Linked DNA regions of Homo sapiens: all the other regions are linked to region 1. The links are chromatin loops, found by intact Hi-C in ENCODE. Cell type or tissue: dorsolateral prefrontal cortex. All regions are shown on one strand. Region 1 has its middle 53 kb from the start of EIF5A2. Region 2 overlaps TNIK (TRAF2 and NCK interacting kinase). Region 3 overlaps PLD1 (phospholipase D1). Region 4 overlaps FNDC3B (fibronectin type III domain containing 3B). Region 5 has its middle 8.7 kb from the start of TMEM212. Region 6 has its middle 23 kb from the start of SLC2A2. Region 7 has its middle 110 kb from the start of TNIK.

Region 1 (4,000 bases):
ACCTTTTCTGACCTCCGATACTGTCTTCTCTTGGGTTATCATTTGGCCTTCTTATCCTCTGGTTCTATGTTAGGCCCAAGTAACAATGTTAGAGCCTGAAATTCCTTCCTTCATTAATGAATGTACACAATGGAATAACATTAGGAATATAATTTCTCTCCTAAATATTTTTATTGTTTGCTTAATATAGGTGCTCAGAGTTAAAACTTAGGGGGAAAAAAGATAGCAAGAGAGAAAATTTAAATCGGTCAATCTCCAAATCTAGAAATATATCTCTGCCATCAATTTTAGTATTTTCTCTATGCAAATCTTTTCTTCTATTAAAAAGCATTATGTCAACAATATGGTGTATTTTTTTTCCTATAATAACACTGGGGGCCTCTTTCTATGCCACTAAATATTGTTCTCGAGCACCATTTTTAATAGCTCCATAGTAATTCATTGTATGGATATATTAGAATGTCTTTAACCAACTTTGTATTGTTGGTTAGGCTGCTTCTAATTTTTAGCTTTTACAAACATATTTTGTAACATATACGAAATATTCTTAAAGCAAATCTTTGATCATTCTTTTCATGTTTTTACCTAGAAGAATATATAGATCAAATGACATTCAAGAATTTAAGGGTTTTGACAGACTCAAATTGAAAGGAAATTTTACTTCAAATTGATAACTTTTTTTTTTGGTAGGTGGGGCTGCTAAGCCATGAACATCCTTTATCCAGGTTGGTTTCTCACTATGGTGGCCTCTCATTGCTTATCTGTGAAATGAACAACCAGAGTAAGGCTGGCAGTTGGTGGTAATTAGTCAGTACTTTTACCACTACTATAAACTACTTCTGAATAATCTTGAAATTCAATTCCACTGACCTTTAGTAAATTCCACATCATATTAAACACAATCCAAAGACTATAAACATAAACTGCCTACCTTGGAGGTGTTTATAATTTAGTGTACACACATTATTATGTAATACAAAATGTTATCAGTTTGGTAAGAAAATTTAAAAGTGCTGTAGAAAGAGGAATATTTCTGAGTAAGGTGTTTGGGGAAATTGTCATGAGGGAAATGATATTTAATTCAGGCTTCAATGATGGGCAAGGTCAGATTTTGAACTGGCAATAGGCAGAAGGGCATTGGGAGTATGGAGACACACAAAGCAGAATAGTCAGTGGCAAGAAAGTGTATGACATTTATTTGAAAAAAAAAGGACAGCAGTCAATGTTTCTCCTGAGTAGGGTTAATGCAAGGCAACAATAATAGATACACTGGGAAAAGAAGATTGGTATCAAACTGTAAATTCTTTGCTGAGGAGTGGAAACTATTTGGAGGGGAATAGGGAGCTGATGAAGGGGACAGAAATGCTGCACGAAGGTTACTCTGTGAGCAGTGTGGATCACAGTGGCATCTGGTGTTGGGAATTATCACAGTAGCTCTTTTGTGAGAAGAAAATAAGGGCCTGGAAATGAGAAAGGTCGAAGAGAAGGAAACTGACAGCCAGAAAACGTATAGCTGAACCTCTTCAAATTGTGTAAAATATAATAATGCAAGCAAGAGTAAAATTGGCAAATTTAAAAAGCTTGATTTATAGTCTATGTTCCTCCCACCCAAATTTTTCCTAAATTAATATGCAACTGTCAGCACAGATTGTTTGCTGTTAATTTAACTACATTTGAAAAGCTTTAGCACCACCTGGTGATGAAAACTCAGATCGACTCCAACAACCCTAAATTCCATCTTTTTTTCTGCCAAGTTTTTATTTTGAAAACATTTCAAACATACATAAAATTTTAAAGAATACTGTAATAACACCCTTACACCTTCATCATATTTACCAATTGTTATGTTTTGCCACATTTGCTTTAGTTCTTCCTCTATGTGTTGAACCATCTGAAAGTAAACTACAGACACTAAAACAATTCAAAAACTGTCAGCATAAACTTCCTGAAAGGATACCCTCTGCATAATGACAATACCATCTCCTTACCTGAAAAATTAATAATTTTACACCATCATCTAATATGCAATCTATATTCAAATCTTCCAAGTTTTCATCAAAAAAAATGTTTTTAAGTTTGCATTTTTAAGGCCAGAATGTAATCAAGACTTACGCTTTGCATTTGGTTGACATGTTTCAGGGGTCTCTTTTAATCTAGAGCAATTCTCACTTTTTATTTTGGCCTTCCATGGAGGCCTTTGCTGACTATCTTATCCAAGATCCACCCTACCCCCATTGGGGTAGGGTGCTTTTCTGTCTTTGCTTTTCTGCCCCCATTTTACTTAACATTTATTGACACTTAGCATTTAGCGGCTTTCCCTCTTCCTTTTTTTTTTTTCTTGCCTGTCTCTTCCCACTGAAGTATCAGCTCCATGAGAAGAAGGATTTTGTTTGTTTTGTTCACTGCCCACTGCTCCATCCTCAGTATCCAGAACAGTGCCTGGTATACAAAAAGTGCTCAATAAATACTATCTGTTGAAGGAAAGCATTGACCTCTGGGAGTTTGATTATTAAATGTCTTGAGGTAATATTATTTGGGTTAAATCTGCTTGTTATTCTATAACCTTCTTGTACTTGAATATTGATATCTTTCTCTAGGTCTGGAAAGTTCTGTTATTATCTCTTCAAATAAACTTTGTATCCTGGACTCTCACTCTAATTCTTTTTTAAGGCCAATTACTCTTAGATCTGCCCTTTAGGGGCTATTTTCTAGATCTTGTGGGCATTTTTCCTTTTTTTTTTTTTTGAGATGGCATCTTACTCTGTCGCCTAGGCTGGAGTGCAATGCGGCGATTTCGGCCTACTACAACCTCCACCCCCCCGGTTTCAAGCAATTCTCCTGCCTCAGCCTCCAAAGTAGCTGGGATTATAGGTGCCTGCCACTGCACCTGGCTAATTTTTGTATTTTTAGTAGGGACGGGGTTTCACCATCTTGGCCAGGCTGGTCTTGAACTCCTGACCTCGTGATCCACCCACCTCAGCCTCCCAAAGTCCTGGGATTACAGGAATGAGCCACCGCGCCCGGCCAAGCAGGCATGTTTCATTCCATTTTATTCTTTTTTGTCTCCTCTGCCTGTATATTTTTAAGCAGCCTGTCTTCATGGTCACTAATTATTTCTTCCACTTAATCCACTTTGCTGTTGAGAGAATCTGAAGCTTTCTTCCATTTATCAATTGTATTTTTTAGCTTTGGGATTTTTACATGATTTTTAACAATTATTTCAATCTTTTTGTTACATTTATCTGACGGGATTCTAAATTTCTTCTCTGTGTTATCTTGAATTTCATTGTCTTTTAAAACACCTATTTTGAAATCTCTGAGAGATTACATGTCTCTGTCTCTCTGGGATTTGCCCTTAGTCTCTTATTTAGTCCATTTGGTGTGGTCATGCTTCCTGGATGTTTCTGATGCTTGTGGATGTTTGCTGGTGTCTGGGTATTGAAGAGTTAGGTATTTATTCCAATCTTTGCATTCTGGGCCTGTTTACACCTGTCCTTGAGAAAGCTTTCCAAGTATCCAAAGGGAATTGAGGGTGTACAGCAAATCACCATGGCCACATGTCTACCTATGTAACATACCTGCATATTCTGCATCTGTATCCTGGAACTTAAAGTAAAAATTTAAAAAAAAATTACGTAAATGTGTTTAAGAAAACTACCTAAAGCCAGGGAAAGAACCATCTGAAAGAATAAAGGACATAATGTGTAGAACTCACACAGGCCTGGGAACAGTGACTGTTCCCACCAGCCAGCTGTAAGAATCTCATAAATCAGGGGCATTGAGTAGAGTACTCAGGAAGGCATTATCTCAGCACTGGGAAATATTTAGCTCTAGACTGAGTGCTGCTCTGGACCCACCTGAAAAATCATAAGAGCAAGACCTAAAAAAATCAAATTGTTTCCAAGTAACTTGATTGTATCTGAGAACAATGCTCAAGAAAATTTATAGGAATACAAAAATATCCAGCACTCAACAAGTTAAAGTTAACAATGTCTGACAT
Region 2 (4,000 bases), 220 kb before region 1:
ATTACTTTAACAGAACCACCCACTAAGAAATTTCTGTGGCTGAATGCCACAGTATAGTACACATAATGTAGTCTTATTCACCCCTCCCACCCCATAGACACACACACACACACACACACACACACACACACACACGGGAAATCTATAAAGAACCTGGAAAAACTTAATAGTATTTACTTTTGAATAGGGCATGTGGATGGAAAACTTACAATTTTTATTTTCTATATCTTTCTGTCCTGTTATGTTTTTTGCCATAAACAGGCCTTGCTCTTATATGAAGCCAATGAAGTAAGAGATGCACAGTGAAATGGCTTACCCCCTTATCCCACTCCCCACCAGATTCCTGTCCTCAGGCCTGATCTGTGCCAATGTTGTTTATTATTTGCCTAAACTCTGTTTATGAGACTTTCATATGGGTGCTGCAGATTATTTGCAGACATGGGTGTCTCCTCCAGCGTTTGGGTGAATATTGTGCTCTGGTTGTAGAGAAAAAGTACTCTTTTCCCCTGTGTCACAGATAATTGGCATTATTCAGGCAGGGTGGAAATACTTCTTCTAAGTAAGAGTTTCAGTTGGAAATGAAGTGAGCAACCTAACTAGTGGTAGAGTTTCCGCCGTGCAGGGTGTCACCTGAGAGGACAATATTCAGATTGCAGAATGATGCATTTACACTCTCAAACAAGTCGTGGCCTCTGTCTACTGAGATTCAAACAAAGGTCCTTCCCTATTCGATCAGAAGGAAGATGACCCAGATAGCATGTTAGTGTCACCAACAGGAAACTGAAACTCCTATTCAACATATTTCTGTGGCTCTCTGTTCACACCCACCTATAAAGGATTCCTTAGTGAAACGCAGCCAGTACCTCCTCCACGCAACATGCTGATACCCAGGGGAAGAGAGTGAGCTATTCTAATATTTTCCCTTTGGTCACATAACAAGTGAAAATGGACAAAAAACTAAAGATTTCTGTCCTCAGTTTGTTTTATGTGTGAAATGGGATTATTAATAACTATCTCCACTTCAGTGACCCTAACTCACCACCTAAGTTCTGTATCTAGATAACATAATATATAAATATATAACATAATTAATAAGAGTCAGTCCTTTGAAGTCAGACAGGACCAGTTTAGACTTTGCCTCCTATTTGCAAATTAACTCAGGGGAGTTATTTAACTTTTTGTAAACCTGCATAAAATGGGAATAATAAATTGTTTATTCGGAGGTTATAATAGAATAAAGTGAGAATATATATAAAGGGATTAATACAGTGTCCACCACTTGGTAAGTACTCAATATATAGTACTTAGTATATATATTATAGATAGTTTTGTGTTTATGTTATCATATGGAAGTATTGCTATTTGGGGCCTTTTTTTTTTTTTTTTTTTTTTAAGACGGAGTCTACCTCTTGTCACCTAGACTGGAATGCAGTGGCACGATCTCGGCTCACTGCAACCTCTGCCTCCTGGGTTCAAGCGATTCTCCTGCCTCAGCCTCCTGAGTAGCTGGGATTACAGGCGCCCGCCACCACGCCCAGTGAATTTTTGTGTTTTTAGTAGAGACAGGGTTTCACTGTGTTGGCCAGGCTGGTCTTGATCTCCTGACCTCGTGATCTGCCCACCTTGGCCTCCCAAAGTGCTGGGATTACAAGCGTGAGCCACTGGACCCGGTGGGGGCCATTTTTTACCCCTAAAAGGCAACAGTTTCATACGGTTCAACCTCATATTTGTGTTACACACCTCTGTCTGCTTACGTTGAGCCAGAATCTGCTTCTCTATAACTTTTACCACTCAATTAAGATGTTGTCCCTAGGGACCATACACACAATGCATCAATTTCTTTTTCCCACCTGGAACATTTCAAAAGAATAAACTAGTCACAAATAAGTTACCCAACAAAAGACGATTTTCTGCTCTGTGATACAGTATGCTGGCTGTGCCCATTATTAAGCTATTGTCTGTCAACTGTGGACTGCCGTGCTGCTCTCTGCTTTGTGATAATGGAGCTAGGAGTCAGCTGTCCTCCCTTCTGTTTGTCCATCTGACTTCTTATCAGGCTCTGCCAGCAGGGAGCAATAGAGAACGGGAGATCAAGTCTGGAGGAGGAAGGAGGACACACGTTTTCCTGTTTGCTTCCTGTAAGCTTCTTGTTTATGCCTGCATGGTCCCTGTGACCTCTTTGACCACCACTGAGTACCAGAGCTCCCTGTCATCTTACCTGACTCTGGTTTGCTGGTTGAACTGCCAGTTGATGATATCTGGTCCTAAGGGTCTATCTGTACCCACATTCGTTGAATACCCAATGCAGCATGTACTGCATTGTATATTAGGCACTTTTTGCATATTCTTCCTTATTGAATTCTCTTACCAGTCCTGCAAGACATGTGTTCTTTTCCTGTTGCAGTTCTTTTCATGGGCTCAGAGTTGTTAGTTGTGTCACAGTTGGGTCTGGCTGCAGACCATAGGCACCTTCTACCTCATGGTGCACATTGGGGTTCTTGTCTTGTGCCACACAGCCTCTCATTCTTCTGTGGCTGGTTCAGACATCTAAACGTGTTGCTTTTCTTCACTGTGTTGAGCAGCCCAGCCCCAGAAGGAATGCTTTCTTGTTCTGTTCAAGTTGCTTGTGTATCAGCTGTTCCCCACTCCCACCCTTTCCAGCAGCCAAAAGTTCTGTCTTGCCTCTGCCTTCCCAAAGGCACTAGAATTTGTCTCTCTTCTGTTTGTAATGCACATAGCGCTAGGGTATTAATCATGCCACAGGCTAGGCTGCACAACACCTCTGGAATAATGAATTATCCAGCTTCTGCCAAAATGAGTCACACCATGGCCATGAACGAAACTTATCTCTTTCTGACTCTTTCCTCATCTTGTTCTTCCATCTTCCCTTGCTTGTCTCCTGTGATCTGTCTTGCCAGTGGTAATTGGAGCATTTTCTCCTTTACTTAAGTTCTGAAGTGTCTTTGGGACTCGCTAATGTATCCAACGGCTAAACAAGGCCTGTCAAGGACATTTATGGCTTTCTAGCATGGGCAGTTGAGTGTAGCTTACAAGCAACTTTGGATATATATGACCAGGAATATAAATGTTCCTTTTGGAAAACAAGAGAACCCCAGCCAAAAAAAAAAAAAAAAAAAAAAAAAAAATCCTAACAATGATATCAAATGAAGGCTTAAGGAAGCAGCAGAATTGACTAGGTCATGTGACTTAGCAGAGTATGCACAGGTATTTGTGGTGATATGACCTTTGGTTTGAAAGGGGTGTTCTGGTGGCTTAGGGAAAGGCTGCCCAAGAGGGATTCTGAGGTGATGTGTACTAAATAAAGTACATATTTTTTCCCTAAACCTTCTTGCTTCCTGTGGAATAAATCCAGGATTACCTAACAAATGAGACCTCTCCATTTCCTTACTGTCAAAGTATGTTCTTCAAATTACTGCTGTATGTGTATTATCACTTAGGAATGCTTTTGTCTGTACTTACGTTTCTTATGTCACCAGAAATCTAGAGGTAGGCAGTTCAGGGTTCATGTGATGCTTCACTGATACCTTCAGAAACCGAAGCTCCTAGCTTTCTGTGCTGGCATCATTAGTCTGTTGGCAATAACTCATGGTTGCAAGATGGATGCTGTAGCTCCAGATATCATATTTTTATTCAAGGCACTAAGAAGTGGGAAAAAGTTAGCAAGACACTAGCTATATTTGTCCCTTATTTCAGGAAAAGCAGAAGCTCCCAGAAGATGTTTGCTTATGTCTCATTGGAGAAAACTATGTCACATCCCTAACTGCCATCCTTAGCTGTCGGGGAGTCAGGATAGGCAAGTGTGGCTTTGCTATACTCTGAAATGGAAGCAGCAACAAAAATGAGGGTTGAAAATGACCATTGGGTTAGCCAATAAACAATTTCTGCCACAACTAAATGAAGGGAAATCATAGAAGACTAAGTTGGGCAGGCAAAGGCAGTGTCACCTGACAGTGGAGAAGAAGGAAATCAATATTCTTGA
Region 3 (4,000 bases), 810 kb before region 1:
TGGCTTGACAAGGGAGCCAGTGCGCATGCTGCTGCGGGGTTTACGGCACAAGCCTCCTTGATACAGTTTATGAAAGTATAAACTTGTATGTCTTACAGCACTGGCCTGTGCTTGCCTTTACCTGGAATGTCTAAATTCCTACTCACCCAAAAAGGCCTCATTCCTCCTACTTACCTTTTCAACATGCATATCTGGACACTTTCCGGTTTAGCATCCGTTGGTGATGCCTCTTTGCTCCATGATGTGACATAAGAGGACTCTGCCTTCCTCACAGCATTTTCTTCTGCTGGTCCCTCAGCCTTACTAAGGTCCCTGCAGGCAGTCCCTCCAATGTCCCCCACCCCGTTTACCCTTTGCCTTGGCAGACTGAGTGAGTGCCCTCTCCCTGGGGACCCTTTCCCTTCCATGTCACCTCCAGGTCTCAGTTCTGTGGCCACTTCTCTGGAAAGCCTTTATGAGGACTGTTCACAGTGCAGGCCTTATCCACTGTCTCCCCCGCCCTTGCATTTGACCAGGGCCTGGCAGGGTTTAAGTGGTACGCACTCAGGAAGAAAGAGTTTTTAAAGTACATGGCTAGGAGCACCGACCTGGGTTCTAATCCCAGCTCTGTCTCTAACTGTGTGATCTTGGCAGTGTACTTACTAGCCTTTGGACGCCTCAGTTTTATCATCTGTAAAACTGGTATAATAGCCGGGCGCGGTGGCTCACGCCTGTAATCCCAGCACTTTGGGAGGCCGAGGCGGGCGGATCATGAGGTCAGGAGATCGAGACCATCCTGGCTAACACGGTGAAACCCCGTCTCTACTAAAAGTACAAAAAATTAGCTGGGTGCGGTGGCGGGCGCCTGTAGTCCCAGCTACTCGGGAGGCTGAGGCAGAAGAATGGCGTGAACCCAGGAGGCGGAGGTTGCAGTGAGCCGAGACAGCGCCACTGCAGTCCCGCCTGGGTGACAGAGCGAGACTCCGTCTCAAACAAACAAACAAACAAACAAACTGGTATAATAATAGAGTGGTAATGTTTAAATGAGTTGGTACTTATAAAGCACTTTAGAACCAAGCTTGGCTCATCGGAAGAGCTTATATAATAGCTATCCTTATTCATTTTAGTTAGTTTGTTTGTTTTGTTTTGTTTTTTGAGACGGAGTCTCGCTCTGTTGCCCAGGCTGGAGTGCAATGGCACGAAGTCGGCTCACTGCAACCTCCGCCTCCCGGGTTCAAGCGATTCTCCTGCCTCAGCCTCCTGAGTAGCTGGGATTATAGGTGCACTACTCCACGCCCGGCTAATTTTTGTATTTTTAGTAGAGACGGGGTTTAGATGGGGTTTCACCATGTTGGTCAGGCTGATCTGGAGCTCCTGACTCGTGATCCACCCGCCTCGGCCTCCCAACGTGCTGGGCTTACAGGCATGAGCCACTGCACCTGGCCTCATTTTAGTTTTAGTAGTACAGCTTGGGCTCATTTAAAAGTCATATCCTGCTATACTCTTATTATTGCGGGGTTTTATTAAAGAATGTAGTGTAATTTGGTGCCCACCACTTAACTTTTCTTCATCTTCATTAAGGTTAATATCAGATATTCATTTTAGAAGAATTAATTTATATGTGGCAAAAGGAAATAAATTTTTGCTGAAAGATAAGAGAAATTCTGGGAATACAGACATACAGACTGATGGAGACACAGCCCCACCAGTAGTTTATCTAGCTGAGTTGGGGATTTATTCATATTTCTTCCATTTCAAAGATTGTGTTGGTCTCCCAGGAGTATTTTTTGAAGCTCTTTCTGCAGAGGAGAGATCAATATTATTTATCAGAGGATTTCCTTGGGCATGCAAATCATCATATATGTTTGCAAACCAGATCCATGTAAAATAGATGGTTTTGAATCTACTTTTTTTGCATGAGCATTTTTATATCCTCTAGAAATATATCACTATTGTGGGGAAAAATTTAATAATATTTAACGACATACTGAATGTGACATTAATGTGCTCGCATAGCTGCTCCTTCTCTGTTTTTCTTCCAACATCAAAGTAATAACATTTCCCCTGAGGTTTGTTCAGCTCATCCAGCTTTCGCTTGGTTTTGCCAGCAGGTGGGGTACTAGCTCCTTTTAAAGTCATCAGCCACAGGTCTTGAGGCTCGTTTTCTTTTTTCCCTGAGAAAAGAAATTATCTTGCCCCCTCATTCTATGGTGACCCCATGAGATCCTCTTGAGCCCTGACCTGGGAGTGGGTAGAGGGGTGGGCAAGGTGTGTATTAGATCTAAAATAGTCTCCAGGATTTTCATGGGTGAATTTGTTGAGCTAATGGCTTATATTTCACAGGTTTTGAGTAACTTGAATTTTACCAGTAATTCATGTAAATCAGTTTGGCAACAGGTGAATCAAGCTTTGCCTGCATATTTGGTCCAATCTTATGGTTTAGGAGAAACAATAATTAAAGTTCAAAAACCTTGGTTATTGTGTTGAAATAAGTCTCATTTAAACAAAATACAAATCATGGCAACAAGCCATTAGAATTAAAACTGTTCTTGGAGTTGAAAACTAGGGGAAAATAAGTATACTGTGAACACATTGTGTTAAAAAGCTGATGTTCTAACAATATGCTAGAACATTACTGACTCTGTTTTAAGATCTAACTGCTTTAAGGAATTGATTGACTACATTTTTCTAGAATGAAACATAAATTTCTTATTTTGAAATCTTAGTGAGTGGTATTAAGTTCCATTTTAAAAGGCAGCTTAAAGATCCATGTTAAAAGACGTGTCTTAGCTTATACATCCATTCTAAATGTAGGTGGTGAAACTGAATTATAAGAATGTTTTTAAGATTTATAGACACTAAGTCAGAATCAGAAGTTAGAAGGTTCTTTGACAAAATTTCCTATTGAACTTATGTTAATCGTTGGATTTGATGAGGTTTTTAAGCTTATTCAATGTTATCTGAAAATAGTAATACTATCTACATTTGATTCTCAGAAATGATAACTTCATATGTCCCTCTTATGCAATGTGAAATTACAGTGCTATCTGTTCCATAACTGCCACACAACTTGAACAATATAAAAGTCATTTCATGGCCCTAATGGAGGGCAGACTGTATCCCCTTGCTTAAAATTAATCATTCACTTTATTGCAGTGTCTGAGGGGAGAGAAGGGAGTGAGAGTTCTCTTTGTTTAAGTTTGTGTTATGGTTTTCTTGGGCAGCAAGTACAAAAGTGCAGCCTGAAGCTGTAGCTCATTCTGTATGTGGGTTTTATTTCTCACAGCAGTCCGGTGTCTCTTTAACATATGGGGAGTGGTTTCAAGTTCATTACTAAAGCTTATAGGCTAAAGTGCTTTGTGGGCTTGGCTATGACTTAAGTTGCCTTGAGGGAGTCAGCCAAAACTGGGCTTGGGAACAGGAAGGCTTTGCCCGTTTATTTGGATTCTCAGGGTAGTCGATTTTGCCACCTCTTGGCTATCAGCTGCCTTGGAGATTGGTTTCATAGTAAGGATTCTTTCTTTAAGGTGATATGGAGCAACTGCTTTCACAGGGGCACCAGGTTAGTAAATAACATTTTGCACTTTCTGCTGCGTGTGTCAGATTTTCTTTCTGAGCTCACGGTGTGATGATAGGACAGACTGGGTTGCTGCGTTCTTTTAGAAAATAATGTGAGTTCGTTTATCCTGCAGAGGTTTAGGGGGTTATGTTTCTCCTTATAATATATGCATTTTTTGACCATATTAAATACAACTGGAAGCCAAGTGGAAATGACATATTAGTATCTGTGTTGGATTTGCAGTCCAGAGGTCTTGTTAGTAAATATCAGCCCTGCCCCCGCCCCCTTTTTTTTTTTTTTTTTTTTTTTGAGATAGGGTTTTGCTCTGTCACCAAGGCTGGAGTGCAGTTGAATGATCATGGCTCACTGTAGTCTCAACCTCTTGGGCTCAAGCGATCCTCCCACCTCAACCTCCTGAATAGCTGGGATTACAGGTGCATGCCACCGCACCCAGCTAATTTT
Region 4 (4,000 bases), 1.4 Mb before region 1:
AGTGCACCAGATTTCACACAAGTTGAGCAAAATATCACATAGGTGGCCGGCCTCAGTATCTCCCTTACAAAAGAATCCATGCCCACCAAAAAAGAGATATAAAAATAAAAGTTTCTGAATGATGTTATCCATACTCTCCAAAGCGGGTCCACTGAAGTTTATTTAATTACATTGATAAAATAATCCCAAAATTATAGGAACATTAGATATATTTCTTCATATTCTAATGCTAGGTAAATGGAAGAAAAAGAGGGAAGAAAAATCTCTTTAATTGGAAACCAAAGGTCATGCTAAATCAAAATACAGGACCCCAAATTGGCACAATTTATTATACTTTAGACATAAGTGGTAGGAAAAAATAGTCTGCTAGAGAGTTCTGTACATTTGTACTTGTAATTATACATGTTGTAAACTGCTGGACACAACAGGAAACGCTAATACAGCTTAAATCAATGCTGTAAAAACATCAGGACCCACACAGGACAATGCAGCAGAGGTGGTTGCAAACAAAGACGAGAAAGAATTCCATGTGATCTTATAAACCATTCTTTGGTTTAAATTCTAAATGGAGCACAAAATTTTTTTCCCATGAATAAAGTTGAAAACTTTCTGAAAAAGACTGGCTGTTCTTGAAATACTCCCTAGAAATGTGTCCCCTGAAGTGCGGGGGATAAACCATGTGTGTGGCACCATCAGGAAGAGGAAGGTGAGGGACAGTGTTGCGGGTGTGGATGGGGGGAATGACACACATAAAAAACCTGGGTCAACATACTTCAAGAAGAATATGGACATCCTCAACAGACAAAAACGTATATGGTCTTTAGAAGAAAGCTTTGAAACTTAACTACAAAGCATAAGTCTTCATCTCCAATTGTCCAAATTGTCAATGTCAATGTGAAGGTTAGTTCACTCACCCCACTCTAAGTGGACTTCTTTGTGCTTTGGTCTACCCAAAACCCTCGGTGGTCGACATTGACCTGGTGCAATGCTTAGTGTGCGAACAGGGAGACTTTCAGAACACTGCAGGAGAAACACCAGAGAGAACCATCTCTTAGTTACTGTGAATTTATCAGACCTCTACATATCAGGCAAATTCCACCCCATAACTGCAAATGTTACCGAAAAGGGGTTACACACTAAATGTGTGCACATTATGGTATGCTTTTAATGTAATTAAGATCTTCATATAAATTTATGTGTGTGTGTTTTAAGGGTGGCTATAGACTTCATATGGCACTGGGAAAAACAAGAATGATTATTTTTGAAGTTAGATTAGCAGACATGAGTACTGTATATCCTAAGCACACAATTCTTTTCCTTCAAATCAAAATTAGAAAGACCCTTCATGAGGACAGAAGAGAACACAAAACGACAGCTGGATGAAATTTTAAAATGGTACCATAAATGGCCAACCACTCACATACAGAGCAGAAAAGCAAATAAACTCAATATTAATCAATTGATTCTGACATCAACCAGCAGGTACTGTTAATGCTAAAATAAGCAGTCCTTTATTTTGCAGGATCTGGTTGCGTAAGGCTAGTGGTATGGAAGCTGACCTACTTCCTGAGACGGGAGAAAATCAGGTAGAGCTATACAGCTCAGCCACATTCAGTTTTCTTCCTGAGAAGTGGCACAGAGGAAATGAACTCTATGCATTTGAGCAGTTCAGCCTCAGTGCCACCTTGTGTAGTGCCTCACACATAGGAAGGACCACTGATAATCTCAGCTTTGATTTGGATTTACTCCACCTGGGAGGCATTCCAGACAGCTTCGGCACTGTATAAAGATGGTCCAGCTGGACCTTCTCCTCACAGGCAGTGTCTACATGGGCAGTCTAGATGCCCTAGTACCATCCTTGGGGGCAAAAGAAAGTAAACACAAAAACTGATGTTGCAAGTGGGTTGACTAGAAAAGTTAGGCCTTCAAATGGCAGGTATTCTCTTGAAAAGTCAACCCAGCACAGGGCTGTAAGCCACCATCTCTCCTTCTCTTTCATTTTAAATGTTTAGTGGTTTCAAATCATAATGTTAAATATCTCTACAGTGAAAGTATCTTTTGGCATCTCGTTTCTCATTCACTTTTCTGAGTGTAAGTTAAAACCATTTAGATAACAATTATTTCTAGAGTACTCCATGTATATTTATTAGGTTGTTTTGCGCCTATGAGAGTACTATGTGGTTGAAACTAAGGCTCCTGACATGTTAACAGGTTAGTCTAAAGTCATATAAATAGTAGAAACAAAAGAATGGATGCTGCCTACAGATGTGTACGTTGGGTACCACACAACTTCAGGAGGTGCCACTCAGCTCAGTCATCATGGATTTATATTGTTTTTGCAACAACTTTCCAGCAGATGGCAGTAAAGTACCTTGAGGAAGGTATGTCTCAAATTCTTAAAATTGATAGATGTGGTAACAGCAGTGCTGTGCAGGTCTTATCTTTTTACTCTAAAATCTATAGTTTTTTAATCATTGCAATAACCGAGGTCTCCTTTATTTAGTCAATGCAAATTCCAGACAATTTTCAACTGTCACAGGTGATTATGTCAAAGCCTTCTGAGAAATGAGTGAGTGACAAATGTACCCGAAAATACCACAATTCAGTAGGGAATCATTTAGGCCTATCTTATACCTCTAAACAGCAATTCAGAAAGCTCTATTTTTCATTTCCTGACATGATACTATTAGGTTGCATTACCAAGATACATTGTTTAAACTGCAATTTGCTTCTGATGTTATAGACAGTTTGTCCGAATTTGATCAATGAGGTTTACTTTCATATGGAAACAAAACCAACCTGGCTGTGTCCGCCGGTACTGATGCAGCATGCTCGGAGTTTGTACAAAGTGCCTGGTTTCAAGTGGGTGAAGGTGTATTCGGTAGCCGACCCACTGTAGGCCACTTCCCACTGATTCGCTGTAAAACAAGACTTATGCATGACTTTATGCCTCTTGTAAAAATGTAGCATATCAGCCATTGCTGACAAGAAAAAGCTCTATGTTTTCATGAAAACCAACATCTTCTTTTTCTTTTTAAATAGCCAGAAAGCTCTTCCTTTTTCTTTTACAAAGTTAAATACCAAAATAACATTGAGTCATTTTTAATACTTAGTGTTGCTGGCTAGACTACCTATTATCACCACAATTACATTTGCTATGAGGTTTGGATGTGGGAAACCATAATGAAACGTGCCGCTGGCATGGAGGGAGTGGTAGGAGACACAGAACAGGGGTGGGCAAGCTATCAAATGCTCCTGGTGTGAGGAGGCCTCAGGGGCAGCCAGGCACGGGGCTACTTCTTGGCCACGAGGCTTCTGGCAAGTCTGGGGTGGTACGCAAGAATTTCTCCCTGTTCTTATCTGCCTAGAGGTCAAAGGAAGTGAAATCCTCTTTTAAAAACTGGGTCTTTTGACTGCCTTCATGGAGCTCCACTTAAAAGACAAAAATTACAGGCGGTGGCTCACGCCTGTAATCCCAGCACTTTAGGAGGCCGAGGTGGGTGGATCACCTGAGGTCAGGAGTTTGAGACCAGTCTGGCCAACCTGGCGAAACCTTGTCTCTACTAAAAATACAAAAATTAGCTGGGCATGGTGGTGGGCACCTGTAATCACAGCTACTTGGGAGGCTGAGGCAAGAGAATCACTTGAACCCAGGAGGCAGAGGTTGCAGTGAGCCGAGATTGCGCCGTTGCACACCAGCCTGGGCGACAGAGTGAAACTCTCTCAAAAAAAAAAAAAAAAAAAGACAAAAATGCCTACGGGGGTGACAAATTAAAGACCAAATGTGGCATGACCCAAGTGATCTGACCGCTTTGTGGAACTGAAGAGAGAAACGGTCACCAGGAGTCTGGGTGCCCCCCAAGGCTGATGCCGTCAGAAGCAAGGGCACCCAGGGCTGCCTCAGCCGCCTGCCTGACTCACAATTCCAGGCCACTGGGAGGCTCTTCACTCCTCTGTTTTATTCCCACTCACGCTGTGTTTCCAGTTGACCACTTTACAA
Region 5 (4,000 bases), 870 kb before region 1:
TCAACAAGGATCTGGTGTAGCAGAGACCTAAAAGGCAAATCCCCATCTACTGGCCAACACTAGACAGAGGATATCTCTGTAAACCAGTTTCTGATTGATCATGAAACAAAGTTCTTTCTCTGTCTTTTCTTTTCTTTCTTTTCCTTTTTCTTTTTTTTTTTTTTTTTTTGAGATGGAGTCTTGCTTTGTCACCCAGGCTGGAGTGCAGTGGCGTGATCTCGGCTCACTGCAACCTCCACCTCCCAGGTTCAGGTGATCCTGCCGCCTCATCCTCCCGAGTAGTTGGGATTACAGGTGCGCAACACCACACCTGACTAATTTTTGTATTTTTAGTAGAGATGGGGTTTCACCATGTTGGTCAGGCTGGTCTCAAACTCCTGACCTCATGATCCGCCTGCCTCAGCCTCCCAAAGTGCTGAGATTACAGGCGTGAGCCACTGTGCCTGGCTCTGTGTTTTCTAAGCAATGTTAAAAATATCATGAGCCTCAATTTTCTGTATATTTCAACACATGTAGAAAAGCAAAGTGAGCTAAGGTTGGTACAAACAATTTGGTTCACTGTCTCAACTTCATCCACATCTCTGCTCAAAGATTTTCCCTTACCAATCTCCCCCTCTCCATCCCTTTATCTGGCTTTATGGATCTTCATGGCCTCGTTACCACCTGACTTTATTCTTCATAGCTCTTGGCTTATGTCTTTACTGTGTGTCTTCCCAATTAGAATAACAGCTTCATGAAGGCAAGGACTTTGTTTTATTCACCACTGTATCCCAGAGCCAAAAACAATGCCTGTGGTCTATAGTAGATGCACAGAAAGTATTGTTGAGTCAATGAACTAATGAATGAATGAATGGATGAGAGTGAATGAATGAAACCACTGCTTATCATCACAGTTGTTAGTTTACTTAGTTTTAATTTTTTTGAGTTTTATTTTTTGTATAGATGGGATCTTGCTATGTGCCCAGGCTGGTCTTGAACTCCTGGCTTCCAGTGATCCTACTATGTCAGCATCCTAAAGTGCTGGGGCTACAGGCATGAGCCACTGCACGAAGGCTACAATTGCTAGTTTATACAGACCAGTTTGCTGTGAAAGCTAGCTTCTCAGGCCTTCCCTCAGAAACAAGCGATATTTAATATTTTGGTCTTAAACTGCTCCAGCCCTCTTCTTTATGAAAATCCACACTGAAATACAAAGAAGATCTTCCAGGTTAGCTCACCTGGAAACTGCATTGTGAATTTACATGCGTTGTATGTAGATACATGGGAGAGCTGCACTGAAGTGACCCATGGCTGAGATTATTTTGGGCTTGCTATGTCAGCACACGACACATTGACACATGACTCTGCGTTAAATAGAGGAAGATGCAACATCGCAGACTAACTGCCTGAAGTCCGGCAAGAACTTCTGCCTCTGGGAAAAAGCTCTGACAAACACCTTTTAAATCCACTGCTGACTTTTAAAGTAGTTGCTGTTCATGATGACCTATCTAATTTAATAGATCTTTTGCTTGGCCTGTGGTTTTATGTATTAATATCTCTACATATTAAAATCTTTTCTCTCTTTCAGCAGACCTCTTTGCATAGGTAATACTTTCCCCTAATTGTGTAGAAAAGTAAGATACTGATATTAACATTTTAACTTGGAAAAATTTGGCTATGCAAACTCATGTTTCTATTGTAGTTTCATATGACGATAATGTGGTCTTTTCTAAAACAGGAAAATTGAACGACTAAGTGCATCCGTATGACATAAGGAGCCAGGTCACACACTCTAAACATCACCTACTGAAGGCAGATTGAGGGTATCAGTTTTGTATCGAAAGGCTCACAATTTATTTTCTCTTTTCAACAACCCAGATATCCTGCCTTTGTTTTTGTTTTTATTTTTCTTAAAGTGGCACGATACGAGAAACGGATGTTTGTGGGACTTCCACATCACATTTTCCTAGTACGTAAGCCCTTCCATTTCTTCCACACAATCCACACAGCGCAGATTGACATAAAAGATAAAAGCTAGGCCTCTGCAAGACCCCTTTATCTTACAGACTAAAAAGAATGTAGGGCAATGACAATGAAAGGCACAGAGTAATAACCCAACTGGAGTATCACAGGCAGAGCCAGCAAGGACCTTTGAGACCAGCCAGTCCAAGTCTGCCATTTCACAAAAGAATTCCAGTTAAAATACCAAGAAAAAAGTCATCCAATTGCAATATTAACCTAATATTGAATAAGGCTGTTGTGACTGATTATCTTTCTGCTATATCTGTGTTTAGCACTAGGTGTTGCTATACTGCTATTTATAGACCAGCTTCTCTTTGATACCCAACAGGAGCTTAACCTTCTAATTTGAGTTCCCTTTTGCAAATGCTGAGTTTCTAAAATCGTACTCTGCTACTATATAGTATGTTACATTGAACTAGCTTCATTTAAATGGCACAGGTATGACATGTTTAATCAGCTGAAATAGCTATCCTGAAAAGAAGTGGTCAATAAATGCTAGGGAACTCCAAAGTTAAATTTTTCAAATTGTCCTAATTCAAATATTTACTTAAACTCTTTTTATATTATGCGCAATACAGGGGGAATGACATTGTTAGCTGTGCGTTTCCTGGAACTGACTAACTGCTACAAGGCCACAGATAAAGTTTGTTTATAGAAAAACAAAATATGAAAAAACATTTAGCAGTGTTCTATTTGGGGTTTAATAATCCCACACATGCTGAGTGGGAGAAAGGATAGTCATCCAGAACCTTTCTCTCCCCATGGTAACAGAGGATGAAAATGCTTTAACCCCATCTAGTGACAGATGAGTCATGATTTAGATTAGTTCAGTTGTTCAAAATTTGAGTGGTAATACCAAATTTTTGGGATAAATAAGTGATGCCCCAAGAAACTCATAGTTTAGGAAGAGGGCAAATTTTCATTTCACCTTTAGGTTTTAAAGGATAAAAAATTCCCCTATTACATGTGAGTCCTCAATATCATTACTTGGTTCATTAAATTTGGATAAATTTGGCATAAGCTCAGCACAATTGTTCAAATTCTACAAGTCACTTTTGTTAGCATCATCTAGTGCTGAGTTTAAAATCTTCTGAATATATGTAACAAAACAATGTCTAGTGTATTGCTTCTAAATATGTTTTTTAGTTTTGGTTATTTATTAGTAACTATTTGTAACAATAATGATCAAGTAATGATGCTAATAACAGTCCTAAGTTTTTACTGGAAAGAAAAGTGGAAGACTGAAGACCAGAGTGGCAGCATCTTCATCACCTTATGGAGCTTAGAGTAATGTTCCTGCAGAATTAGCTACCAGGATCTATAATATAAACACTTCATTCTAGTCCTAAAGCGAGGGTTTCTTCTAATTTTTATAGTTTTGGCCTCAGGCTAAAAGAACGAAGTACTTGGCTGAAGTATTCCTTTTTTTTTTTTTTTTCACAACGTGTTCTTCCCAACTCTCTCCCCAGCACAAACACAGCCCTTCTTTTCTGAAGATTTTATTTCCTTTATGTCCTTTGAGGATAAAACTATGCTTTGTGGTTTTTATACCATATTCACTTAAGATATTTAAGATATTTGAAAACAGAGTGAACTGTATATTCTTTCGCCATATAGGTCCTCCTTTCCCCATCACTCAGAGCCTCGATGATAATGTAAAGTAGTATCCACCATTATTTTTGCTCTTCTTTTTTTTTGAGACAGAGTCTCACTCTATCTCCCAGGCTGGAGTGCAGTGACGTGATCTCGGCTCACTGCAACCTTCCACCTCTTAGGTTCAACCGATTCTCCTGCCTCAGCCTCCCAAGTAGCTGGGATTACAGGCATGTGCCACCACACCCAACTAATGTTTGTGTTTTTAGTAGAGACGGGGTTTCACCATGTTGGCCAGGCTGGTCTTGAACTCCTGGCCTCAGATGATCTGGCCACCTTGGCCTCCCAAAGTGCTGGGATTACAGGCGTGAGCCACCATGCCCAGCTTTTGCCCTTCTTTTGTTAT
Region 6 (4,000 bases), 88 kb before region 1:
ACAAAAGTCCAGACCTTATTTCAGTATAGAAATATACTGCCCATCTCAAAAATTGATAGGAAAAAACCCAAGAGCATCACCCAGCACTGGAAACAAAGCAGACACCCTGCCTAATGTCCATGATTTATATTTATTTTGCTGGCTTCATCAAGTAAGTGGAATTTAAGAAAGCTCTATAGGCTTTAGTGCCATCACAGTGGATATGCTGTGAAACAGACGACACAGCGAAACTCAGAAGTCATAAGCTAACTGCATCCTAGTCACCTCATTTACCAAAAGAATTCATTCCCAATTTTTAAAAGTATGATGAGTTCACCTCCTATCTACCTCAGAAACAGAAAAGCAACAAAAAGTTTAGTAACAGTTTTAAATAAAGCTGCATTTTATAAGCCACATTCATTTTTAAAATAATTACTATACATATGAATCATTTATTTAGGCTACAAACAATGCCTGGTATACAGATGGGGTGTTGGACCTCTTGATATATCACCCAATCCCTGGTCTTAGACCATGGTTTGGAAAATTTTTAACTGTCAATATTTTCCCTGAGAATCCCCTTTTTGTTTTGGTTGTGTTTTATGGCAACGTTTTAATGTGGATAACATGTTAATGGTCATTGTTTCAGCTCATTTTAATATGGCTGCCCTTATCACCTTTAGATGTCAGAGAATTCAATATCATCATCGTATTTTTTTTTTTACCTGTTTATATGCCATCTTATTTTTTAAAACATTTGAGGCAGCTATAATCTGGCTTCTGAGGAGCCACTAAAGCAGTATGTACTATCTACGTGAAGGAAAGCAAAGTAGCCATTTATCTATCAGCTGTCTATTCTATAACAGGCCTCATACTGGATGCTGAGGCAGAAAGAGGTGATGGAGAAACGATCTCCCTAGGTTGCAGGGGACATGAGGAAGGCAGGAGACATGAACAGAGATAATGACAAAGAACAGAGTCAGTCATTTGATAGAGGATTTCAAGGATTGCATGGGACAAAAATGAAGGGATATGGCCTTCATAAGACATTGGGAGAGGAAAAAAAAGAGAGAGGCTTTCCAGCCTGAGGGAGAGACTTGAACAATGGCACAGAGGAGTGGAAGAGCATGTGGGTACAGAAATGGGAAATCATTCAATATGGCTAGAGAAAGTGCTAGTGGAGCAGGAAATTTGACTACATGAATGTTGTCAAAAGACAACATTACAACAAATTTAGTTTAAAGATCTTAATTGGCTTTCATTATCAGTTTTAGAATTGGGCAGCCCTCACTCAAGACCAGAACAGGTTCAAAGAACTCTGGGCCTGCAAACTGGTCAGATGACATTATGGACAGAAAACAACAGTGACAGCTTACCAAGTGTTTTTCCTTACTTGAATCAGCTGGTGGCCAATCAGTTGAAATTAAACTGCTGTGATTGCCTAAGATTCAGCCACGTGTTACAAGAGTATATTCCTAAGATAGGCCTTCAGTCAATCTATGTACAAAACCAGGTTTCAGTTTGCCATGTAAAGCCTCAAGCACAGAGGTATCCTCAGGCTTAAACTCAATTGAACAACGTATAGCATTCTCTCTTGACTCCTATGCCCAACCTCCTGACATATGCCACAGGGCTTTCCTGATTCAGCCGGGCCTGACCTCTGGTGGGCAACGTTTGTAACACCATTTGTTAGGAATGGCCAAAATTACCATATGTTGGTATGGTAGCTCCCCACCTCACCCCCACTCCCCAACTTCTTTCCCCGTGAGTGAATCATTTCGTGCATATAATTCTGGACATCTTTTTAGTTGCTTCCTGTAGAACTAATCCTTCAAATGTCCTTACTGAACCTCGGCTTTGATGCATGAAGCTATTGTGTGGTCCTACTAACCTAAACTTTTCTGATCATACGAATCACCTGAGTGCTTGTTACTAAGGCAAACTTCTCGACCATCCCCATCCTGCTGTGAGCAGGAATGTCATTTTGATGCCCACAGTCCTAGACAACCCGCAATCACAAATTTGAAGGAAGACTACACGTCTGGAGTTTTTCCTTCTGCTCTGAACAATTCTGCATTTTTCCAGCCTATATAGACATCAAAAGTGTGTCCAAACAACCACCTCTTTCTCATGTTGTACAGGCATCTTAGTGGCCATCGTTTGTCCCAAGTAGTGCTTTTAGAAGAAAGGCTAGAGTCTGCTGGACCAGCCACTGGGGCCATCTGGCCCACTGACTTTGCTCCTCATCTACACTTAAACCTCCTGGATGGGCTTCATCCTGCGGGGCACACCCCTCCTGGCAGCTGGGAGCTCTGCTGTCCATCACAGGCCTGAGTTTCCTCAGAGATTCTATACTGCAACATGTTACCTCTGCTCAGAAGACTGCTAAGGACACATGACACCTACTTGCTCTTGTAGGCAGATCATTTTCTTCTTTTTTTCTTGAAATATCTTTAAAAAAAAAAAAAAACCTCCCTGAAAGGCACATTTTATTGCTATCATTTCTGCCTTATTTTCATATACTTTGCTTACTTATATTGCTTTTAACTGTTTTTCTTTTTTCATGTTTACCCCCTTTTGATTTTCAAACATTTATTTTTACCATCCTTTTTATTGTCTCTTAGTCTTAGGTTGAGATAAAATTTATTACTACTTATTTACTAACACTTATTTTTTATACATGTCTTCTTCTGATTTCTTTTGGCTTAGCTATTTACTGTTTTGCACTTGCTTTTGCCTTTCTCTCTTATTTGATAGCTGTCAATTCCTACTTCTTTGTGACTTTGAATTCTTCATACTTCACTTTCCTTATTCTTTGAGTATTTTATGCTTAAATTTCTCAACTCACCTTTGTATGTTACCTGTTTTTAACCCTTTTCCTCTTTTTATTCACATTTTATCTATAAGTTTTTGTTGTTGTTGTTGTTGTTGTTGTTGTTGTTTTTGAGACGGAGTTTCGCCCTTAGACCCAGACTGGAGTGAAGCAGCACGATCTTGGCTCACTGCAACCTCCGTCCCCCGGGTTCAAGCGATTCTCCTGCCTCAGCCTCCTGAGTAGCTGGGATTACAGGCACTTGCCACCATGCCCGGCTAATTTTTGTAGAGACGGGGCTTTGCCATGTTGGCCAGGCTGCTCTCAAACTCCTGACCTCAGGCGATCCACCCACCTCTGCCTCCCAAAGTGCTAGGATCACAGGCATGAGCCACCGCACCCACCCTATCTATAAGTTTTTAATCTATACTTAAGTTCTTTTTTACTCTTAAGTTTTTGGTTTGTTTCATTGGTTTTATCTATTCCTTGCATGTTCTAATTATGCTTTAATCAGGTATGCTAATTATTTTTCATCATATTTTAAATTTTTTCTCCCTAATTTTAATTTTAATTTAGAGCTCATCCTGTTTAACTGCTTCCTTTTATGAATGGAGACATGGAGACTAGGAGAGAAATAACTTGCTCAAGAACTTGGGTTGGGGAGTTGTGGAATCTAAATAAGAAGCCGGCTCTTTTGATTACCAGTCTAGTGTTTTTTCTACTGAACTACTCCAATAATAATGACTGGATGAAGAATAATGACTCTTCTTTGAAATAAAGAAAACCTGAATAGCATCTCACCAAAGAGCATTTAGTCCCTAAGACATTAAAATCAAGGGTGTAAATGTCAGTGACAGCACCCTGGGAAAGGCTGTTCCTTGGCCTTTAACTAAAAGAAAAGGTGAAAATAAAGTGAAAAAGAGAAAGTTAAGAAGTGGGACATTATTCCTGAAATATATGGAAGAATAAAATCTTAAGTCAGAGCTTGATGACCCTAAACAAATCGCTCTCCAAGCATCTGTTTTCTTCTTTCTAAAGTAGGGGTAATGAGATCATTCCTGCCTGCCTCACAATTGTGCTGTGTTTCCAGATCAGATCTTTGTAAACTTCGTACATAGTTGTTCTTATAATATGCCCATAAAATCCAAGGGAAAGTTTAGAAAATACTTACGTAAAAAGAATATCATTGTTAGTTTTAAAACAAGCTTG
Region 7 (4,000 bases), 610 kb before region 1:
GCCAGAAACATCCAATGAAATGATGTAAAAGGTTCTCAGGAATAACAGAAGTCAATGTCACTGTTCCTGGGTTTGTCAAGCACAATCCAATCTTACAAAAATAACATCAGAACTCACTGTGTGCCAGGCCATATGCTAAGTGCTTTCCATAAAGCATCTTAGCAAATCCTCACAACAGCCTTGTGAGATAGGTACCATGGCCTCCAGGGATACTGATGAGAACTTTGACCTTGCAGTCCTTATAGATATTAACAGAGCCTGGATTTGGACTCAAATGCATCTGACCACATAGTTTATTTTTCACTTTGAAATGTCCCCTTCACCTCTATCTTCATGATGGGGAGAGATCATAATGGTACTTCAATCTCCAACCTCAGATGTGTTACCAAGGTCTGCATCGGCTACATATTGTATTGATCCAACATTAAGAAACACCTTAAAAACTGTCATCAAATACTGCTAAACTATCAGAGCAAATCCTGAATAATTTTCCCCATGCTTCTTCTGTGTCTCTGGAAGAATACGATACCAAGAACTCCTTGGTTCCTGGGTACACATTGAATCCGGGGCCCAGGACCCAGATGCCTTTCCCTTAGGCATCTCCTGATTGTTTATTCTATTTTTTTCTCCTCAATACACATAATTCATATAATCACCCTTCTTCCACATGTTTTATTCACTTCCCTGTTTACTAATTAAAGTTTCTTACTTAGAAAAACAACTTCCATGCAAATATTCATAGCAATATTTTTCAAAATAGCAAAAAACTGGAAACAACCTAAATGTTCATCAACTGGTGAATGGACAAATATAATTGGTATATCAATACAAGGGAGTACTACTCAGCAATCAAAACGAATGAAATACTGATAAATGCTGCAACTCAGATAAACCTCAAAAATATTATGCTAAGTGAAGAAGCCAGATGCAAAAAAACCCCACACATTTTATTATTCCATTTATATGAAATTCCAAGAAAAAGCACATCTATGCAGACAGAAAAAACTCTGGTGACTTCATGGGGCTGGGTGAGAATGGGGATTAACTGTAAAAAAGAGAGACTCTTGGCTGGCACAGTGGTTCATGAGTGTAATCCCAGCACTTTGGAAAGCCAACACAAGAGGATCGCCTGAGGTCAGGAGTTCAAGACCAGCCTGGCCAACATGGCGAAACCCTGTCTCTACTGAAAAATACAAAAATTAGCCAGGCGTGGTGGCAGGTGCCTGTAATACCAGCTACTAGCTGTAATACTAGCTACTCAAGAGGCTGAGGCAGGAGAATTGCTTGAACCCGGGAGGTGGAGGTTGCAGTGAGCCGAGATCATGCCACTTCACTCCATCCTGGGTGACAGAGCAAGACCCTGTCTCAAAAAAAAAAAAAAAAAGAATCTTGTTGGGGGGATAAAAATGTTCTAAAACTGGACTATGGGGATGGTTGCACAACTCAGTAAATTCACCAAAAACTATTGAACTGCACACTTTAAATTAGTTAATTTTAGAGTATATAAACTGTACCTAAATAAAGTTTAAAAAATAATCCATGGATAATAATTTTTGATCACATAAAAAACTGATCAAATTCTTTGGACAGTAAGCCAGCGGAAAAATTGATTTTTTATCAGTACACTAAAGGTAGAAATTCCTACCTCAAAGACAATTATTTGGATATCAAATCAGATATTAAAATTTAAGTGTTTTGAAAACTGAAAAACGGTTAATTGATGAAAGATTCCTTAGGTTCAGTGGTGAATGGAAATTATCTCATTCTGTCCTCTAGGTGGTGCTAGAATCTAAAAATGAGCAGCCTCACGGTAAATGCGGCAGCTTTGTACAAAATTACCTTTCTTTAATAGGTGACATCCCTAAAGGGAGTTCTCAGTCCAATTGTCTTTTAGTCCAGAGCCTTCTCCTGAATTAACCTCAGGATAACAGACATCCAACTTCAGTTCCAGTCTTCCAGCTATACTGATAATTTTTTAATTTTTAATTTTGTGTAGCTTCCTCTTTGTCCTGTTGAGCCATTCATCATCCATTTCTTTCCACTTTTATGAAAACTGTAGTTTCCATCAAAATTTACCCTTCTTTTTAATTGCATTTTCAATACTCTTAGTACTTAAGTGGGGATGAGGGAGTTGATTTGTCAGGCCATTTGTAAAATCAAAGGAAAGCCAAATATTGGGAGGCCAAGGCAGGCGGATCACTTGAGGCCAGGAGTTTGAGAGCAGCCTGGGCAACATCGCAAAACCCTGTCTCTACTAAAAATACAAAAAATCAGCCAGGCGTGGTGGCACATACCTGTAGTCCCAGCTACTCAAGAGGCTAAGGTAGAAAAATTGCTTGAACCTGGGAGGTGGAGGTTGGAGTGAGCCGAGATCATGCCACTGCACTCCAGCCTGGGTGACAGAGTGAGACCCTGTCTCAAAAAACAAACAAACACCCAAACATAGCAAACAATGGCCACATCAGTGAAGAAATTCAGCTGAAGTTCCCCTGCCTGCTCCTGCCATCTGTTAGTGGTAGGAACAGCTGATGTGCTATTACTTTGCTATGTGATGTCCAGTTTTATATATATGAAAGTTCATGCATAAAAAGTTGTAATAAGAGCTTTGATATCATGTTCAGGAGTTCAATGTGAGCCTAGCCCTATTTCTGTACCAAAAACCCCATAGATTTACAGACTGTCTTTTTGCCCTTTATCTGATGGTTTCCAAAAGCATTTGGATCAAGCAGGACAGCCAAGAGTCCACAGCACAAAGCATACTGGCCCTGCTGTACAGCAAGAACATAAAGTGTTATTATCTGAGCCCCTGGGCTTCCATATTAAGCTAATGAGTGGCAGGGCTGGTCCCTCAAGGGAGTAGGAAACTTGAAGTTTGTGTCTCATGATATGTCTTGCAAAAGGAAGCTTACAGAAGCAGCATGCAAACATGCACTGAAGAGTTGTGCAAACAGACAGCTCATTACTGAAAATTCCTCACTGGCGAAAGTAATTTTGCACAAGGGGAAGGGTTTGAAAAACAGCTCTTGCCTCCTGAAGCCCTTTCTGTGGTGGAAACAAATCAGCTTTTAAAATACAATACCATAGTGGCTTTAAAAAGTGGTATTTAAGCAGCATGAAAATAGCCTACGAGAAATTAATGCAAAATCAATTCAGGCACATAATTTACATCTGCTGTGTTACCCAGAATGGCTCTCTTCTATAACTGGAAATCTATGGACCTAATTCTGGGATGACTGGAAGGAGTTTTATATCTTTTGGGATGTAGCCAAACAATCTGTCACCAGGAGGAAAATCTTGTAACCCTTAAGGGCCAGCAGAAGCTAGGGTCCTGTTGTTAGAACAAACATACACTTAAAATTAACAGCCAACAAAATAGGTGGTGTTCACAGGTCTAGACCTTTAAATCCAGCCCTGTGCCCAAACCTGCAGTCTTTCCACACTCATCAGGCTCTGTCCTTCCTAAATATAGTTCATGAGCTGTTTCTGCATTGAGAGTTGACAGTGAATGTCTGGAGGAGACACAATCAACACAATCAAACTCATTGCTGTGCTGGACCTGGCATCCTGGCTTCTCACTGAATCAGTGGGCAAACAGAAGTCCCGCAGTGGGTCTTCCTCTCTATTTCCCATCCCTGCGCTGGGTATGATGCTGATTCAGTTCATCAAAACCATGTGAGTTAATTTGCACAAAGTACACTTCAAGTTCCCAGTTTTGAAAGTCATTATAACGAAAGAGAACAAGAAGGAGCATCCCAGGAGTGGGAGGGGAACGAGAAAAAGATGACCTCAGGAAGTCTTGGGAAGTTGTTAGAGTTTCAATAAAAGGGAATTTCAAGGAATAGGAAGTTGGTAAGCGTGTCAAATGCCACAGGGAAGATGAGTAAGATAAGGACTCCATGTGCCCATTAGGCCCAGCCTTGAGGGCAGCACTTGGGGATGCAGTTGTGTGGAGTGAGAGGGGAAGTCGGGGGTTGAGTGATGAGACAAACAGACAAAGGTG

Evidence for each region. A loop is a pair of places that touch in the nucleus more often than their neighbours do. Peaks named below come from ENCODE experiments on the same cell type or tissue, not always from the same donor. Only the 100,000 strongest peaks of a DNase experiment are listed, where the experiment ranks them.
Region 2: it touches region 1 in a loop (17-fold over the local background); 22 of 110 quality-filtered maps call a loop at or near these places.
Region 3: a loop joins it to region 1, with 7 times the contacts of the local background. A loop is called at or near these places in 25 of 110 quality-filtered maps.
Region 4: a loop joins it to region 1, with 5 times the contacts of the local background. A loop is called at or near these places in 10 of 110 quality-filtered maps.
Region 5: a loop joins it to region 1, with 4 times the contacts of the local background. A loop is called at or near these places in 15 of 110 quality-filtered maps.
Region 6: it touches region 1 in a loop (4-fold over the local background); 17 of 110 quality-filtered maps call a loop at or near these places.
Region 7: it touches region 1 in a loop (19-fold over the local background); 100 of 110 quality-filtered maps call a loop at or near these places.

The regions. Positions count from the first base shown.
Region 1 is chr3:170,959,425-170,963,424 of GRCh38, reverse strand. No RefSeq gene overlaps it. Among named protein-coding and RNA genes, the nearest start is that of EIF5A2, 53 kb to the right of the region's middle. In dorsolateral prefrontal cortex, CTCF peaks have their summits at 1,450 (motif pointing left) and 1,663 (motif pointing left); a DNase peak (open chromatin) is centred at 1,388; H3K4me3 peaks cover 660 bases; H3K27ac peaks cover 1,628 bases.
Region 2 is chr3:171,181,314-171,185,313 of GRCh38, reverse strand. All of the region lies in intron 7 of TNIK (TRAF2 and NCK interacting kinase), which reads left to right. Among named protein-coding and RNA genes, the nearest start is that of MIR569, 77 kb to the right of the region's middle. In dorsolateral prefrontal cortex, CTCF peaks have their summits at 1,872 and 2,075 (motif pointing right); a DNase peak (open chromatin) is centred at 2,073; H3K27ac peaks cover 2,401 bases.
Region 3 is chr3:171,770,736-171,774,735 of GRCh38, reverse strand. The region is part of intron 1 of PLD1 (phospholipase D1); the gene reads left to right. Among named protein-coding and RNA genes, the nearest start is that of PLD1, 38 kb to the left of the region's middle. In dorsolateral prefrontal cortex, CTCF peaks have their summits at 1,895, 2,099 (motif pointing right) and 3,545; a DNase peak (open chromatin) is centred at 2,095; H3K4me3 peaks cover 824 bases; H3K27ac peaks cover 4,000 bases.
Region 4 is chr3:172,340,031-172,344,030 of GRCh38, reverse strand. FNDC3B (fibronectin type III domain containing 3B) reads right to left here. Exons shown (of 26, transcript NM_022763.4): 17 at 2,800-2,918; 18 at 915-1,020. Among named protein-coding and RNA genes, the nearest start is that of GHSR, 110 kb to the left of the region's middle. In dorsolateral prefrontal cortex, CTCF peaks have their summits at 2,161 and 2,360 (motif pointing right); no DNase peak of the experiment used is centred here.
Region 5 is chr3:171,832,662-171,836,661 of GRCh38, reverse strand. No RefSeq gene overlaps it. Among named protein-coding and RNA genes, the nearest start is that of TMEM212, 8.7 kb to the left of the region's middle. In dorsolateral prefrontal cortex, CTCF peaks have their summits at 2,085 and 2,284; no DNase peak of the experiment used is centred here; H3K27ac peaks cover 2,655 bases.
Region 6 is chr3:171,047,654-171,051,653 of GRCh38, reverse strand. No RefSeq gene overlaps it. Among named protein-coding and RNA genes, the nearest start is that of SLC2A2, 23 kb to the right of the region's middle. RefSeq lists a silencer at 1,499-1,708. In dorsolateral prefrontal cortex, CTCF peaks have their summits at 1,417 and 1,625 (motif pointing left); a DNase peak (open chromatin) is centred at 1,643.
Region 7 is chr3:171,564,798-171,568,797 of GRCh38, reverse strand. No RefSeq gene overlaps it. Among named protein-coding and RNA genes, the nearest start is that of TNIK, 110 kb to the right of the region's middle. In dorsolateral prefrontal cortex, CTCF peaks have their summits at 1,569 and 1,772 (motif pointing right); no DNase peak of the experiment used is centred here.